Regions from separate parts of the Mus musculus genome. Here region 1 is linked to region 2. Evidence: chromatin loops called from intact Hi-C (ENCODE). Cell type or tissue: left cerebral cortex. All regions are shown on one strand.

Region 1 (8,000 bases), 500 kb before region 2:
AGTTGTGGAATTCACACCTGTAATGCCAGAAATCAAAGAGGCAAAGGTTCAGACAGTCAGGGTCATCTTTCCTACATACTTAAGGGGCCAGCCTGGGTGACAGAAACCTGTCTCAGAACACCAACACAAAAGCTCACTGGACACGGTGATGTGGGCCCGTGATCCCAGCACCTGGGAGGCAGAGGCAAGCGGATCTCTGTTGAGTTTGAGGCCAGCCTGGCCTACAAAGCCAGTCCCTCCTCAGACAGAGCTACACAGTGAGACCCTGTCTCAGAAAGGGGGGGGGGGGGCTTGCAGGGCACAGCAGGCAGCAGTCTATGAAAGCAAAACTGCAATGAACCCCTGTTTCATTGCTTTTCATTGTTAGTCCCTTCAGGACAGTTTTTTAAAATTACATATATTCATATTATTTGCATAAGAAACACAACATACTGTATTTGGCACTCAGTAGTAAAAGAAATGACAATACACAATACCAGTGCAGCAGAGGGAAACTGAGCCACGAACACCATGACAGTAAAAATGGGTGCATCATGTCAAGTAAGCCCTTTTTTAAAATGGCCAAAGAAGCAGCTAATAAGAGTGCGTCCTGCTCTTCCAAAGGACCCAAGTTCAGTTTCCAGCACCCACATCAGTCAGTTCAAAAATGCTTGTCATCCCAGCTCCCGAGGATCCAACATTCTCTTCTAACCTCCTTGGTTACCCTCACATCCATGGCATATGTTCACATAGACAAATACATATGCATAAATAAAAATAAGATCTTAGCTGGGCGTGGTGGCGCACACCTTTGCTCCCAGCACTTGGGAGGCAGAGGCAGGTGGATTTCTAAGTTCGAGGCCAGCCTGGTCTACAAAGTGAGTTCCAGGACAGCCAGGGCTATACAGAGAAACCCTGTCTTGAAAAACCAAAAAAAAAAAAAAAAAAATCTTTTTAAAAGTGAGCAAATCTAAATGCACTAACCGGAAAATTTCCAAGTTTTTTTAAAAATAAAAAAATCCAGTTATTTCTATAAGAAAAATTATAATGAAAGAAAAAGGAATGAATATACCTGAGTTTCCTTCCCCTCTCCCGAATGTTACCCCATCCTCCCCATTATTCTCTTTTCCTTCAACTGCCATGAAAAAGATCTGTCACATTTAACATACTCGTCTTCCCTTCAGTTGAAATGATACCACAACACATTATGTAATTTCTCTTAATAACAAAAGGTGACCACTATCCAAATAGAATTTAACACATTGTTCTAGCCGGGCTGTGCCTTTAAGGAGGCACAGGAAGGTGGATTTCTGAGTTCCGGGCCAGCCTGGTATACAACAGCAAGTTCCAGAACAGCCAGAACTACAGAGAAACCCTGTCTCAAAAAAAAAAAGCAAAACAAAACAAAAAGGACAAGACTCTGTTCTCACCCAGTGTTCCTTCTTGAAAAATGTGGTCTACTGTGCATTCAGGGAGTGCAGAACTTGGTTTCCTAACATAGGGACTGTCCCTCCTCATGAGACCTCGACTCATCCTGTCACTTCAGATTTCCTTAGGCATTACAACCACTCCTGACCTCCTTATAAGCTAAGATAACAGATATTCTAGATGCTCTGCCTACATTTTGCTTGCAGATGTTATTTTCTTTAATAACATCATGCCTCCGTGAAAGAGTACACCCGGAACTGTGAATGGAAAAGGATCTCCCGCCAACCCGAAGTATAGAACTAGACAAATGGAGCCTTCAAAGACCAGACTAGAATGCACCAACTCTTGACCCGGACAATTACAATCTATGTCCTGCAACCTAGGCTGAAATACGGCACCAGCTCTTCTGGTGGTACCATATAAGCTAGGCAGTGAAGAAGAACACCGCCAGGCCACGTTAATTCCTATTCCACCGTCTTCCAGGACGGTGTTCATCCACCCTCCGGTAACAGACAATACTCCAAATCTGCTAAAATTCTCAACTCCGTGGCCTCAAGAATGCCCAGAAGCCAGGCGGTTTCTCAAGGTCTCTTTCAAAGATTTTTCAGTTCACTAGTGCGGCACTAAAATGTCTCAAACCAATCTACAGGCTAAGTGACTAAATTCTCAATGACCCCCAACCAAGCGGGGACCCACACTTACCGGATGTCATCTACTGAAGAGCCCAAACAGGTTCCGAACTAGGCCACTCTGGCCCATCTGGAATAACTCTTTAGACCTTGGGCCAGCATTTGATAATTATGCTACATCTGTCTATTCTATTATGCATTCTCTGCTTCTTTTCCAATATTTAGCACTCCTCTGGCTTCAAACGCTCTTCCTTCTATCCGTAGAAACTACTCTAGCCTTCTTCCCCTTGCCTTGGAAACGCTTCGGTTCTTTCCATAATGAAACACCTAACGTATCTGCACAATGAACACCCTCAGAATCCTCAAGACTGCTCCACAGCCACCCCCGGCATTCCTCCACCTATCCGGCATCTTCCCCTCCGGCCCCTTTCTCCCCTTTCGCACTCCTACTCGGCTTCCTGCAAGCAATCCCCTTTTCACCAGCCCCTGCCCTTCCCTGCAGCCAACGAGCACACCGAGGCAGCAGCGGCGACCGAGGCCTGCGGTGCAGAAAGCACTGCACCAAGACGGCGGAGAACCCCAGGGTCTGGCCGGCCTCGTCGCCCACAGCCTGGCACCCCGAGGCCTCCCCGCGTGCATCCCACCTTCCTACCCGACACCGGCCGCAGGCCTCGGAGGCCGCCCGCTCTCTCGCCTCCGCCGCCCCCGTCATTCTCCGTTCTCCAAGCCCCGACCCACCATCCTCGCGTCCCCAGCCCCGCGCTCCCCGCGGCCTGCGCCCGCCGCCTCCCGGGCCGCCCCCCGGCCGGCCGGCCCGCCGCTCCTGCGGGTCACACCGTCGTCGCCGCGCTCCCCCCCCCCCGACCGCGCGCCGCCCCCTCCCCTCCCCCGCCCTCCCGGGCCCAGGCCTGCCAGGCCGAGCGTTTACCGCGGGGCTGGCGCCGAGGCGCGCGGTCACTGACTGCAGGCGGCGGCGGCTCCGACCTTCCCACGGGCCCGACGAGGAGGGCGAGGGGGAGGGGAGAGAACTTTTGCTGTGGCAGCTCCGGCGACAGCTCCCACCCCTGCGCCTTTCTCCTCTTCCTCCCCCTCCTCCTCCTCCTCCTCTTCCTCCTTCTCTTCCTCCTCCCAGAGCAGTCGAGAGGCAGACATGGCGCGGCTAGAGCGTCGCCGCGGTCGCCGCCGCTGCCGGCGCGGTGCATTATGGGAAGCATCGCACACAGGAAGCGCTCCGGGCCGCCGGCCCTCGCTTGGCGCGGAGACCTGGCTGCGAGACCAAGCGTGGCTTTGATTCTGGCGCCTGCGTGTCAGCAGCGCGGCGTGGCCGGGAAAGCTGGGCCCCGCTCTGGGGGTCCCCCTGATGGGCCTGAGAGGAAAACGCTTTGAAATTGATGGGAGCTGGGAAAGCCACTGAGAGGGACGTCCTCCCCTTGAGGCTGGGTGCGTGCCTGGCACCCCGAGAAGTGAAAAATGGGGATTAAATAGCGGCCCAGGCCCTGGGAAGTGGAAGGGGCGGGAACGTCGATGAAGGGTTTAGCCAGGATTTCTTGGATCTTTCTTTTATTCTCTTACCTAGCCTCTCCTCTTTTTCCGGAAGATGCTACCCTGCACCCTTGAAACTAGAAAACCTGGTTGGAGTCTGCAAACCGCGATGCAGGATGTGGGCACCGAGAAAAAGCAAGAGATCCCAGTCAGGACTTCGTTGGCCCAAACCACGGTCTGCATGTCAGCAAAGACTTGGTTATAATCTCTGCATACCTAAGATTGCTTAGTTGAGCCATCTTTTGGCAGCCCTTCGACGACCTTCACTAAATCCTGGTTTCTTAGGAGCGCCCTCATTTAACACCAAGGCCCTTTAGTTGCCTATACAAAGGGAGGGCTTACAGTTAATGACCTTTGTGCCCACACAGTAGTACAAGGTCAGCTAACTTAATGTGCCCAGTGAATGTCGATCGGGTTATTGGGAACTTCCTGAGAGATGGAGCACCTTCGTTAGGATTTCTGTTTCACAATCTCAAGGCTTTATTTTAGCACCTCTCTGCAATACTTAAACATAACCTTTGAGGTGAGAGGGAAAGGACATTAAAATATCTACATAACCATTTCTGGAATTCTCTCCTTGTCCACACCCACCTCCCCACCCCTTGAATGTTCATTTGAATAGGCTTTTTGGCCAAACTCCAAACTCCCGCATTATGCACTTGTGATGACACTGAATTAGATTACTGTCTGCAAGGTTAATATTCCCTCAGGCGTTAACCTTAGTAAACCGCGACGCCTTTTGAAGTAGCTGAGGCTCAGAAGTTCAGCTGAATTCAAACACAGTTAACTAAGAAAAGCAGGGATGAGCCCACAGCCTCACAATAAACTCTACTTGAACCTTCTCCACTAAAAAAATATAAATTTTAATAAGATGACAGTGCATATTCTGAATGCTAATTGTAACAAAACCGTGATACAAGCTAGAGCAAGGGACAGTTAGCTGGAGGACAGCCTTCTGGCAACTTCTAGCAACTGCAGTGACATCAAATTCAGATGTATTTTTAAAAAGGGAAGAGAAGAAAAAAAAAACCCTCTGGCAGCCAAGAAGCTAACTTTTAGGTTTAAGCTGTGGTAAAGCTAATAACTAGAAAGAGCTAAAAGCCTAGGGTCACACCCAGTGGACTAAGATGAATAGGGTTGCCACTAGGAATACATCTCTTTGTTTCTGAAGAGAATTAAGACAAGGAAGAAACAACCATCTAAAATGGGCAGAGTGGAGAAGACTACTGACCATGCCTTCAAAGTAAGAGTGATTGAAGGCTCTTGAAATTCTTGCTGGTCCATTTTTTTTATCCAGACTGCTGCTGCTTACCTTCCAATACCAGTCTTGGCCACGCAGCTTGCTTCCTTTCCATCTTAAATTTCTTCCACTCACCCACTTTAAAACAATGAGAGACAGCCATAAGGTAGTGACGTTAATCCCAGCACTCAGGAGGCAGAGGCAGGGGTATCACTTGAGTTAGAGTCCAGCCTGGTCTACAGAGCAAGTTCCAGGACAGCCAGGGCTTCACAGAGAAACCCTGTCTGAGATGGCTCAGCATTTCAAAGCACTTGCTGCTCTTTCAGAGGGCCCAAGTTTCCAGAGCACCTGCACACACATGGCAGATAATATGCACAAGCACACACCATGAATAAAAATAACTCTTTAAAACAAATGAAGGATCAGCAAGGGGGTTCAGCAGGTGACCGCACTTGCTTCACAAGATAGCAACCTGAGCTCAACTCACACTAAAAGTAGATGGAGAGAATCAATTCCACAAAGTTGTTCTCTTTTTTTTTTTTAAAGATTTATTTATTATTATGTCTAAGTTCACTGTAGCTGTCTTCAGATGCACCAGAAGAGGGCATCAGATTTCATTACAGATGGTTGTGAGCCACCATGTGGTTGCTGGGATTTGAACTCAGGACCTTCGGAAGAGCAGTAGGTTCTCTTAACCACTGAGCCATCTCTCCAGCCCCAAAGTTGTCCTCTTAACATCCACAGGGGCACCCCTAATGATAAATTTTTAAAATGACTGTACACTTATACGAAGTTACAAATACAGGGCAAAACAACTCCTTTATCTCTTCACCCAGCTTCTCCCAATGGTGTGATATAAAACTATGGAGAGCCATCAACAGCAGCAGATTGGCAGGAGCCTGTTACGTAGTGCCCACAAAACCGGGCAGTATCTGTGACCTTTGAACCCATGTGCATCCTCCAGGGGTTTGGTTTGGTTTGGTTTGGTTTTTGGTTTTTCAAGACAGGGTTTCTCTATGTGGCCCTGGCTGTCCTGGAACTCACTTTGTAGACCAGGCTGGCCTCGAACTCAGAAATCAGCCTGCCTCTGCCTCCCGAGTGCTGGGATTAAGGGCATGTGCCACCACACCCGGCATGTGCATCCTCATGTGTGTTTAGAGTTTACCTCCATCCTATGTAGGAGCACAGGTCTGTCCCCACAGTGAGGACAGAACCACTCCTTACCAGTTTGTGGTAGTGCACATCTTTAATCCCAGCATTTAGGAAGTAAAGGCAAGTGGACATACATGAGTTTGAGGAGAGTCTGGTCTACAAAGCAAGCTCTAGGAAAGGACAGCCAGAGCCACATAGAGAAGCCCTGTCTTGAAACAACACCACCACCACCCCCCAAGCAACCACTCTGATCACAAAAGAACCCCCTCATACCACCTGTCTGTATCTGAATGTTCCCCTACAGCTCATGTGCTGACTTAGTACTCGATGCAATGGTGTTCAGAGGTGGGGCCTTTGTGAGGTGATTAGATCCTGGGGGCGCTAACCCTAGCAAGGGATTGCTAAAGCATCATAGTTTATCATATCACTGAGAAATAGAGTAGGAAACAAACCCTGGTTGAACAAAACAGGCTGTGTGCCCTTGAAGGATGTGTTTGTTTGTTTGTTTGTTTGTTTTTTAAAGATTTATATATCTAAGTACACTGTAGTTGTCTTCAGATGCACCAGAAGAGGGTGTCAGATCTCATTATGGATGGTTGTGGGCCACCATGTGGGTGCTGGGATTTGAACTCTGAACCTTTGGAAGAGCAGTCGGTGCTCTTAACCACTGAACCATCTCTCCAGCCCCTGAAGGGTGTGTTTTATCCCTGGACACAGCCCTCTTCTCCCTTCCTTGGCCACCATGAGCTGAGCAGCTCGCTCTACCACTTGCCATGGTCTTCTTCCTCACCATGTCCAAAATTTCTTTGGCACAAGCCAAAATCAACGTTCCTCCCTTATATCAGGTAGCTATTCTCCTTCTCTTTGTTACTATTTGGTTTTTTGTTTTCAGTCCTTTTTAAAAATGCTAGATAAGCATAAATCATTTAATATATCACACACATACATATGTCACATATGTGGTTTTTTTTTAATTTATTTATTATATGTAAGTACACTGTACTTGTCTTCAGACATTCCAGAAGAGGACGTCAGATCTTGTTACAGGTGGTTGTGAGCCAACATGTGGTTGCTGGGATTTGAACTCCGGACCTTTGGAAGAGCAGTCAGGTGCTCTTACCCGCTGAGCCATCTCACCAGCCCACTCCTATGGTTTCTGAGAGCTGGGATTAAAGGCCATCACGCTCAGCAGCATACTATTCCAGGAACTGTTCTGAGTTGGAGATGTAGCACATCCCATGTTCCCAGCACTGAGCAGGAAGAGGCAGGAGGATCTCAAGTTCAAGGCACCCTCAGCCACATAGTCAGCCCAAGGCCACTTTGGAAAGTTCGAGAGCCTGTGAAAGAAGGGGGGGAGGAAAGAGAAGAGAGAGGAAGGAAAAGAAAGAGACCACTATGGTGTGTTCCTGAGTGAGTCTATCATTTAAAATAACTTTACTGTGTATGTTTATTTATTCGTGTGGTGGGGTGGTACATGTCACTTCAAATGTGTGGAGGTCAGAGGACAACTTGCTGAGGTCAGTTCTCTTCCTCTACTATGTGGGTGCTAGAGATTGAGTTCAGATCATCGTGCCATCGTGCCTGTCCCCACTGAGGCATCTCAGGCTTCTGTCCCTTCCAACCCAGTGACAATGTTTGAGACATCCAGCCATTCAGTCCTTGTAGTCATTCTCGAGTGCGCAGAGTTGACTTTATAGCATCTCATAAGCTAGCATTATTTCAGTGTAGCTCTTTTCCTTCAAAAACAAAACAAAGGCTTCTCCTCCTTTGTTAAGTGCTGAGTGGGGGACACACACACTCCCGATTCCCGCTTTCATCAATGGGCTTGTGAAAGTACACAGACACAGTTTGTTGAAAGATTTCCTTACAGGGAAAGGAATATCACTGATGAGTTAGGAAGTCTCTTAAAATAGTATAGTTTGGGTCTTTTAACTTTTTATTTTTTCGTGTCGGTGTGTGCATGGAGGTGGTGTGTGTGTCTGTGTGTGTGTGTCTATGTGTGTTGTGTGTGTTTCTGTCTGTCTGTCTGT
Region 2 (8,000 bases):
TACAATGTCCAACATACCAAAGTAACTTTTACACACAGTAATTTTTAATATAGCTGAAATTAATTTAAGATGAAGTCTCACTACTCTGAAACTCATGATTCTCCTACCTTATCTTCTAGAGTGTTGATTACTAGTATATAATACAATTCTTGCCACAACTAAAAATAAAAATAGGAAGACATCTTATTATCTAAGTCCTCCAAGTTTTTTTAATATGAAAGGAGAACATGGCCACTCTCACCCATTGAGTAGATAGGGTAAACATTAGAAGAAAAAAAGATCCATTACAACGAACTACATTATAATGATCTACATTATATTCTCTGTCGCTAGAGGATGGATCAGCAGTTAAGAGCACTTGCTGCAACCAGTGGTGGTAATGCAAGCCTTTAATCCAAGCACTCCAGTGGCAGAGGCAGGTGGATATCTGAGTTCAAGGCCTACCTGGTCTACAGAGCAAGCTCCAGGATAGCCAGGGCTACACAGGAACCCTGTCTCAAAAAAACAAAACAAAACAAAACAAAAACAACAAAAAAAGAGCACTTGCTGCTCTTCCAGAAGACACAGGGTTAATTCCCTGTGGTCACAACTCAGTTCCAGGGGATCTGACACCCTCTTCTGCTTTCTACAGGCCTTTAATTCCAGCACTCAGGAGGCAGTGTTAGGTGATTCTCTTATGAGTTTGAGGTCACCCTGGTCTACAGGACATCCTGGTTTCAGGCCAGCCAGGGGTACATAGTGAGACCCTGTCTCAATAAGTAGATACATAGCATTTGTTGTCCACCAAATATTGTTCCAAGCAGTTTTCATTTGCCTACTGACCCATTTAATATAGCAATTCCATGAGATAGCTGTTATCACCTTTTTTAGGCTTTTATTTTAATTATGTGTGTATGGTTGTGAATCTGTGCATGTAAGCACAGGATCTCTGGAACTGGAGTTACGTTCTGGGCCAAGCTGCCTAAAGTAGGCACTGGGAACTAAACTTTGGGTCTCTGCAAGAACAGAATATGTTCTCAGCCACTAAGCAATCTCTCTAGCCCCTACTGTCATCACCTTTTTAGACAATTTGTCCATAGTCACAGGGCTAGTAAATGTCAGAAGCAGGGTGCTCATGAAATAGTATGGCTCTACATACTTATCACTAGGAGTACAACCCTTGTGAGGTTATTAGGACATTAAATTATATTAAATGTTTAGTTTATAGCCTAGCATCCAATAAACATGTTATACAAATTCATGGCTTTCAATCAAAAGCTGTCTTTTTTTTTTTTTATTTTTTGGAGTTCATTACTGATCAGCCAATGTGGTCAGACTAAACAAAGGCCAAACATATTCCTGTTAATTTACTAGTTCAAATATTAGGTTTTGACTTAAGGCAACCCCAGAAACCAAGGAAGAGTTCTTAACTGCTGATCAAAAGCTTTCCAAGTAACAGAAGAGATAACACGAATGTAAAGAAATATCATGAGTGTTTCCAGGCCCAGGATTACCCTAAACAACATCCTCAGAATAGGTTACATCTAAGTTCTGTAGTCCCTAAGCAGCCAGTTCCTCCTTCCTACCTCAGCCTAGGGCCATTTTAAGATGTCCCCACAGGAGCAGACAAAATGGAGGCATCTTGTCACCTCCTCAGCCTAGAACTGTCACAGGAGTCATCGCTGTGGTGCATCTCCTTTTCCACCTCAGCCTAAAGCCTAGAGGTGGAAAAGGAAACGTGCCACCCCGAAATACTGCTGCAGAAGCTGTCCCACCGTGGCAGTCCACAGCTCCTTTCCAGCCTCTCCGTGATGGCATCTCAGCCAAAGGGGCCTGTGGTCGATTGGTCGGTCGGAAAGGACTTCCTATCCTAACCCATGGGCCCCAAGGCAGAGAAAAAGGTTGAAAATCTACCAATCCCTGAGCAGGAAAAACCCACCAATCGCTGAGCTTCCCACAAAACCTAACCAATCCCTGAGTAGGAAAACTCACCAATACTTATTCTGGAAATCTGTCCGGAAAAGCTCTATCCCCCTAAGAAACCCTATATAAGCCCTTGCCTTTTGTCCAATTCCCTGTTGTCCTATAGTGGGAGCAGAGGGCAGCCATTACTGGATTCGTCCCTCTTCTCTCTGGATCTACCAATAAATCTCTTTTATGCGATTTGCTGCCTGGTGTGACTGATAAGAAGCCAAGAAGCAATGAAGAGAAGCAAACAAGTGGAGTAGGTCTGAGACTCTTGAGCTCCTCAGCTCAGCTGGGAATACCCTCCCCTGGGAGCTGCGAAGGTTTCCTTTCAGAGCTGTGTGGTTCCTGGGCACCAGTGTCTCAGGATGCCCTTCCACTGGGACACCTGCTCCCCTCTTCAGCTGTATGGTCCCTGGGCTTCTGAGGCCCAGGATAGCCTTCCATTAGAAAAGAAACACAAGTTCAGTATTCAGGTATTTTAAAATATCCAAGAGGGGCAGTGTGGTGAGAAGAGACCCGGAAAGAGGAAAAAGAAAGAGAGCACTGATTCTATCCAGTACCATACATAACTTGACTCTACAAAAGAAAAAAAAAGAAAAGAAAAGAAGGAATTACTTTTGGATTTGCTAAGCCAAACCAAACAGAAGCCCTCATACTGTTGGATTGGAATTATTTTTTTTTTCGAAAATAAAAAACAATCCTCATGCTTTTCTTACATAATCATCAGCAAACCACGGCATCCTTTTTATGTACACGGGACCCCATGTTCTACCTGACATTTTATCAATCTGCGTACATCTCTCCCTCCCCACCCCCAACTGGCTAACTTTGAAACCGTGCTAGAGAACACGCTTCAGTAAACACCTAATCAAACTCAGTAATACGGTTCACGCTTAACGACCCCTCCGAGCGGCCGTTCAGGGACCGCGTCCGGGACCCCCGGCGTTCCCAGGGGAGGCGCCGGTTGGAAATCGCCCGTGCCCAGCGCACTTCTGGGCATTCACACCAGACAAGCTATTCTCGCGGTTGCTGGCTTTAGTCAGTTGCAGCCCCAGGCTGGTTCTAAGACCCTTTAAAAGGAAAAGCCCCGGGTGGGTGAGCACACGCCGGCCCGGGTAGCCCAAGAGACTCCGTCCTGCGGGGAAAGAAGACAGCAGCTACGGACCCTGCGGACCGCCGGGCCCGGCCAGTCCTTGTTACGACCCCTCCCTACCCCCGGGGGTGGGACACACCGGGGTCGCTCCCGTCCCATCGGGGGGGGGGGGTCCTCGCCGGTTCCGCCCACGCGCGACCAAACCGGACAGGCAACCGCGGTCAACCGCCCCTTCCCCCACCGTGCCTCCCGCCCCCTCCCCCCACCACGACGCGGCCACCCTGGTCTCTCACCCAGGGACATATCGATTTTGTCCAGGTTCTCATTGCTTCGTGCTTTCGGTGGCGGCGGCGGGGTCGCCGTGGCTCCTACCAACCGGGTGCCAAACCGGTTCATGACTGGGGTTGCGGCGTCGGAGCAGTCAGCCGGGAAGGCCAGAGTCGCAGGCCCGCCGCCTCCCACTCACGCACGCAGACTAGCTGCAGCGCAGAGCGCGCACGCGCGCCGGCGGCGTCCTCGCCCTCCCACCTCCCAGCAGCGGGCGGGGGAGAGGGACTACCGAGACGAGCTGCGGGCGGCTAGAGCGGCCCACGCGAAACTGGCGCCTAGCGGCCCTTACCGGTGCGGGGCGCCGTCCTGGAGCCTCAGCCCAGGGCGCCGGGAATAGCGGCTGTCCTAGCGCCTCGACGGTCCACACCATTGGCAGCGCCTCCGAAACCGAGTCTGAACGACTAGCCTGGCCCTGCTGTTCCGGCCCGTCCTGCTGCGGAAAGGCCCGGCACGCCCCTCTGCAGTGCAGCCTACGGAGGCTGGACAGACCCCTGCGAGCCGAGATTGCAGCGATGGGTCCCAGCTCCCCTGTCCCTGAGTTGCCACGTCTGATAGCAAAGGCTGCAGTGACAGTTCTTGAGTCACCTTAACAATAAAAGTAAATGCTAATGTATCTGTGCCTTGTCTCAGTTGGCACTCTATAAACATTTGGCACGGTACTAGCTACCTTAGTAAGACCTCATCTTCCCTTGGGAGGGTAAGTACTTCTGTTTATTTGGTTGCGTTTTTCTATTACTCAATTGAGTGGCGAAATATATATATTTTCCTTAATCGTCTTTATAGAAAAACTTAATGTTTCCATTCCAGCTTAATAATTCGTTTCCCCTTTACGAAATGTTATTCCCCCCCCCCCTTTTTTTTTTACTTTATTTTCTACAACGCACCTGCGTGGAAGCATGCCTGTTATTCCATCCCCCACATAACAGCTCAAAACCATCTCAGGCATTTTCATCTAAGGAAAAAAAAACAGCGTCAAGTGTTCTGTTCGTGTAGAAATCTCTGCCACCGTTTTCTTCACTTCCTAAAATTTCTTTAGTAGAGACCTGAGCTAGCTTTGTAGTGACCCAAGAAATCTGAAAACCACACTATCCTATATTTAATTTAGTAATGTCACAATCCATGTGATTTGCAAATTCAACAGCCGTGACACATTTTACTATTTTTTGCTTGGAGCTTCCATACTTTAAAACACTTCATATCATGTACAATTGCATCTATTAATAACATATTTTCTAACTTTTACCAGCTGAGACCTGGTTATATTGTATCTACCCTTTTTAGTAAAGATTGTGACAGCTATTGATCCATCTTAAAACTACATACTAATGCTTCTTACGATATGGTTAAAAGAAAAGGCCACTCTTAATTCGTGATTCCATCCAAAAGCATGATGTTTTGGGGTGTTTGATGAATCATAGTAGTCTTATCTTGAGGAAATGTATAATTTTCTATTGAGAATTTGAGAAATACAATCCCTTATTCTCAAAAGTCAAGTTGGGCCAGGTGTGTTTTGCAGTGCCTTTAATTGCAATACTCGGGAGGCAAAGAATAGTGAGTGAATTTCTGTAAGCTGTAAACAAGCCAGGTCATAGTTCCAGGACAATCAGGGCTATGTAAAGATTACCTGTCTCAAAACAACAGCAAAAGTCAAGTTGGTTTTCTTTCCCATGGCAAAACTGTAACTGTATATAGTCAGTTAACATAGCACACACCTATGAGGGCATACAAGAAACTAATGGTAAAAAGTTTGAATTCAGCAAGATTCAACAGTAAAATCTGGCACGTAGAATAGTAGAATAGCTGATGCTTTTGCCACAAGGTCCTTGGGTTTGCTATTTTACTCTCCAACCCCAACCCCTTGAACTGCTAGCAACTGGGGAAGCTAGATTGTAAAGAAGAGTGTGGATGAGGCCAGGCACCTTTGGACTTAGTACTGAGAGGCAGGCAGATCTCAGAGCTCCAGACCAGCCAGAGCTCCACAGTGAGGCTGTCTCAAAACAACCAAACCAAAACCAAACCACCCAACAAGAAAGCTTCTACCGTTCCTGGGTTTATTGAGTACAGCATTTATCATTCTCTTCCGTCACTTGTTATATTACCTTATGGAATGCTATAGGCCTTAGTCTGCATAAGTTATCCTAAGAGTCTTTACAACCCTGAGTTGGGTGGTGGTGGTGGTGCACAACTTTAATCCCAGCAGAGGCAGGCAGATCTCTGAGTTTGAGGCCAGAAACCCTATCTTTACATTTCTGAGATGCTCTAAGCACAAGATGTTTCTCCCTGCATTAGCCCTCTGCCATTAGTTATAACTTCTGCACTCTCTGCTCATTTGTAGAAGTAAACTACAGAAAAGAATTGTAGATTGGTTCTTTTTTTTTTTTTTAAGATTTATTTATTTATTTATTTATTTAATGTAAGTACACTGTAGCTGTTTTCAGGCACACCAGAAGAGGGCATCCGATCTCATTGCAGATGGATCTCATTACAGAGCTACCATATGGTTGCTGGGATTTGAATTCAGGACCTTTGGAAGAACAGTCAGTGCTCTTAATTGCTGAGCCAACTCTCCAGCCCAGCTTTTTTTTTTTTTTTTTTTTTTTGGTTTTTTGAGACAGGGTTTCTCTGTACAGCCCTGGCTGTCCTGGAACTCACTCTGTAGACCAGGCTGGCCTTGGACTCAGAAATCTGCCTGCCTCTGCCTCCCGAGTGCTGGGATTAAAGGCGTGCGTCACACGCCCAGCTCACCTCTGCCTTCTTAGTGCCAATTGTACACTACCATACCCAGCTTGGAAAGTCTGTTTACATTTATTATTGATTGATTGATTGACTGTATATGTGTGTGTGGTGTGCATGTATGTGAGCACATGTAACATGGCACGTGTGGAATCAGAGGACCACTTGTGGGAGTCCATTCTCTCTTTCTACCATGTAGGGATCACACTCTTATTGTCAGACTTAGCAGCAAGCACCCTCACTCACTGAGCCATCTTACCAGCCCATCTTGTTTCTAATCTTCTTTCTAATCTACATGAAAAAGTTAAGGCATTTAGATTTTGAAAGCATGCATTTGATATAACAAAACAGGTGTGTTTAGATTTTGAAATTTTGTTTGTTTTTTTTAACTTTAGGTCTGTATAGAACAAATAACAAATATTCCAATATATAAAAACTTTTTTGTACCAATATAATAAGTACTACCTTTTGTCCCTGTCTCTTCTCAAAACTGAAGCCTGATTCCAAATCTTTTAGTTTTGTAGAATGTTCCTTGGTATCTCATCCTTCTTGTTTTATCTGGAATTTCACGTTCCCAAGGGCTAAGGCCTCAGAGATTCATAGACTCTCTGGATTTCAAAAGATACAAGAATAAAGCACTGTGGTAATACTATACCAGCATATAGGTCACACACAAAGCAAAACAAACATAGCAACCATACCTCTCCTGTCTGTCTCTGTAGATTGCTCATTCTGGACATTTCGTACAAACAGGATCATACAGTATACAATCTGTTGTGTCTAGCTTCTTTCACTAAACAAGGTCTTCTAGGATTGCTCATATTTTAACACTAAGTCCAACCTTCACTCCTGTTGATACTTGAATAGTATTCCATTGCATGGATGTAGTGTTTTCTTTATCAGTTAATAGACAGTTGTCTGTTTTCACTTTTTGGTTATTATAAATAGTGTGCTATGAACTTTCATATATGAGTTTGGTGTGGATATAAGTCCTCACTTCTTAGAAACATACTGGATATAGATTGCTGGACCATATGACAGTGCTTTTTTAACTTTGTAAGGAACTGGCAGATTGATTTTCACAAGCCCACACTATATTGTCATCAACAACATATGAGGGCACCAGTATTTGCACATGTTCTATCACTCATTAATTATCACTAGTATTTTTGTGAAGAGATTTGACTTTGTACTAGTGCATCAATTAAAGTTTAAATACAAACTTGTGATCAGAGCTGTGGTCTCAGTACAAACATTACCATAAACACTAGACTTGGAAGTAATCAATGTAAATTAATTAGATGGTATAGTCAAACTGACTTTGGAGTTACAGATCTGAATTTGATTCTCAGAAGCTCTGTCACTCGAGGTAAATGGTTAGTCTATGAATTTCAATTATCTCTCCCTCATATCTTATTAATAAATTGTAATTCCAGGATCATAGCCAGGACTTAACTAGGTTTACATTGAGAGAAAAGAATAAAAAGTTATGACTACAATACCTATATTAGTAATGTCTCAGTCAGCTCTGGCTATGTGAGAGTTAATATTAATTTTCAACTTAGCAGGACCTAGAATCTCCTAGGAGACACCCCTTCAAGCGTGGTTATGAGGAAGTTTCTAGGCTGAGTTGCCTGAGGTAGAAGGCTCACACTACATGTGGGCAACACCAGTCTACGAGCTGAACTTGCCCTTTCATCTCTCTGCCTCCTGGCTGTGGATGTGACCAGCTGCTTCATTGCTTCTGCCTCTGTGCCTTCCCTGTACACACACACACACACACACACACACACACACACACACTTTCAAGCACAGAGTCACCACTCACAACGGACTGAAATGTTGATCAGCCATGTTAACAAAAGCTGGAGTTAAAGACTGACTCTGCATTTTCTAG

The links. Hi-C counts contacts between places; a loop is a spot of excess contacts. Peaks named below come from ENCODE experiments on the same cell type or tissue, not always from the same donor. Only the 100,000 strongest peaks of a DNase experiment are listed, where the experiment ranks them.
Region 1: a loop joins it to region 2, with 6 times the contacts of the local background. A loop is called at or near these places in 3 of 42 quality-filtered maps.

What each region holds. Positions count from the first base shown.
Region 1 is chr16:33,375,992-33,383,991 of GRCm38, reverse strand. Zfp148 (zinc finger protein 148) reads right to left here and starts at 3,217. Exons shown (of 9, transcript NM_011749.4): 1 at 2,965-3,217. 1700007L15Rik (RIKEN cDNA 1700007L15 gene) reads left to right here and starts at 3,256. Exons shown (of 2, transcript NR_045709.1): 1 at 3,256-3,476; 2 at 3,613-4,138. In left cerebral cortex, CTCF peaks have their summits at 3,390, 4,522 and 5,408 (motif pointing right); DNase peaks (open chromatin) are centred at 3,267, 4,244, 4,538, 4,922 and 4 more places; H3K4me3 peaks cover 3,151 bases; H3K27ac peaks cover 3,359 bases.
Region 2 is chr16:32,873,330-32,881,329 of GRCm38, reverse strand. It overlaps Fyttd1 (forty-two-three domain containing 1), which reads right to left and starts at 3,546. Exons shown (of 9, transcript NM_027226.4): 1 at 3,334-3,546. The coding sequence starts at 3,436. It also overlaps a transcript of Rubcn not described here. In left cerebral cortex, CTCF peaks have their summits at 3,667 and 5,819 (motif pointing right); DNase peaks (open chromatin) are centred at 2,815, 2,927 and 3,580; H3K4me3 peaks cover 2,776 bases; H3K27ac peaks cover 1,366 bases.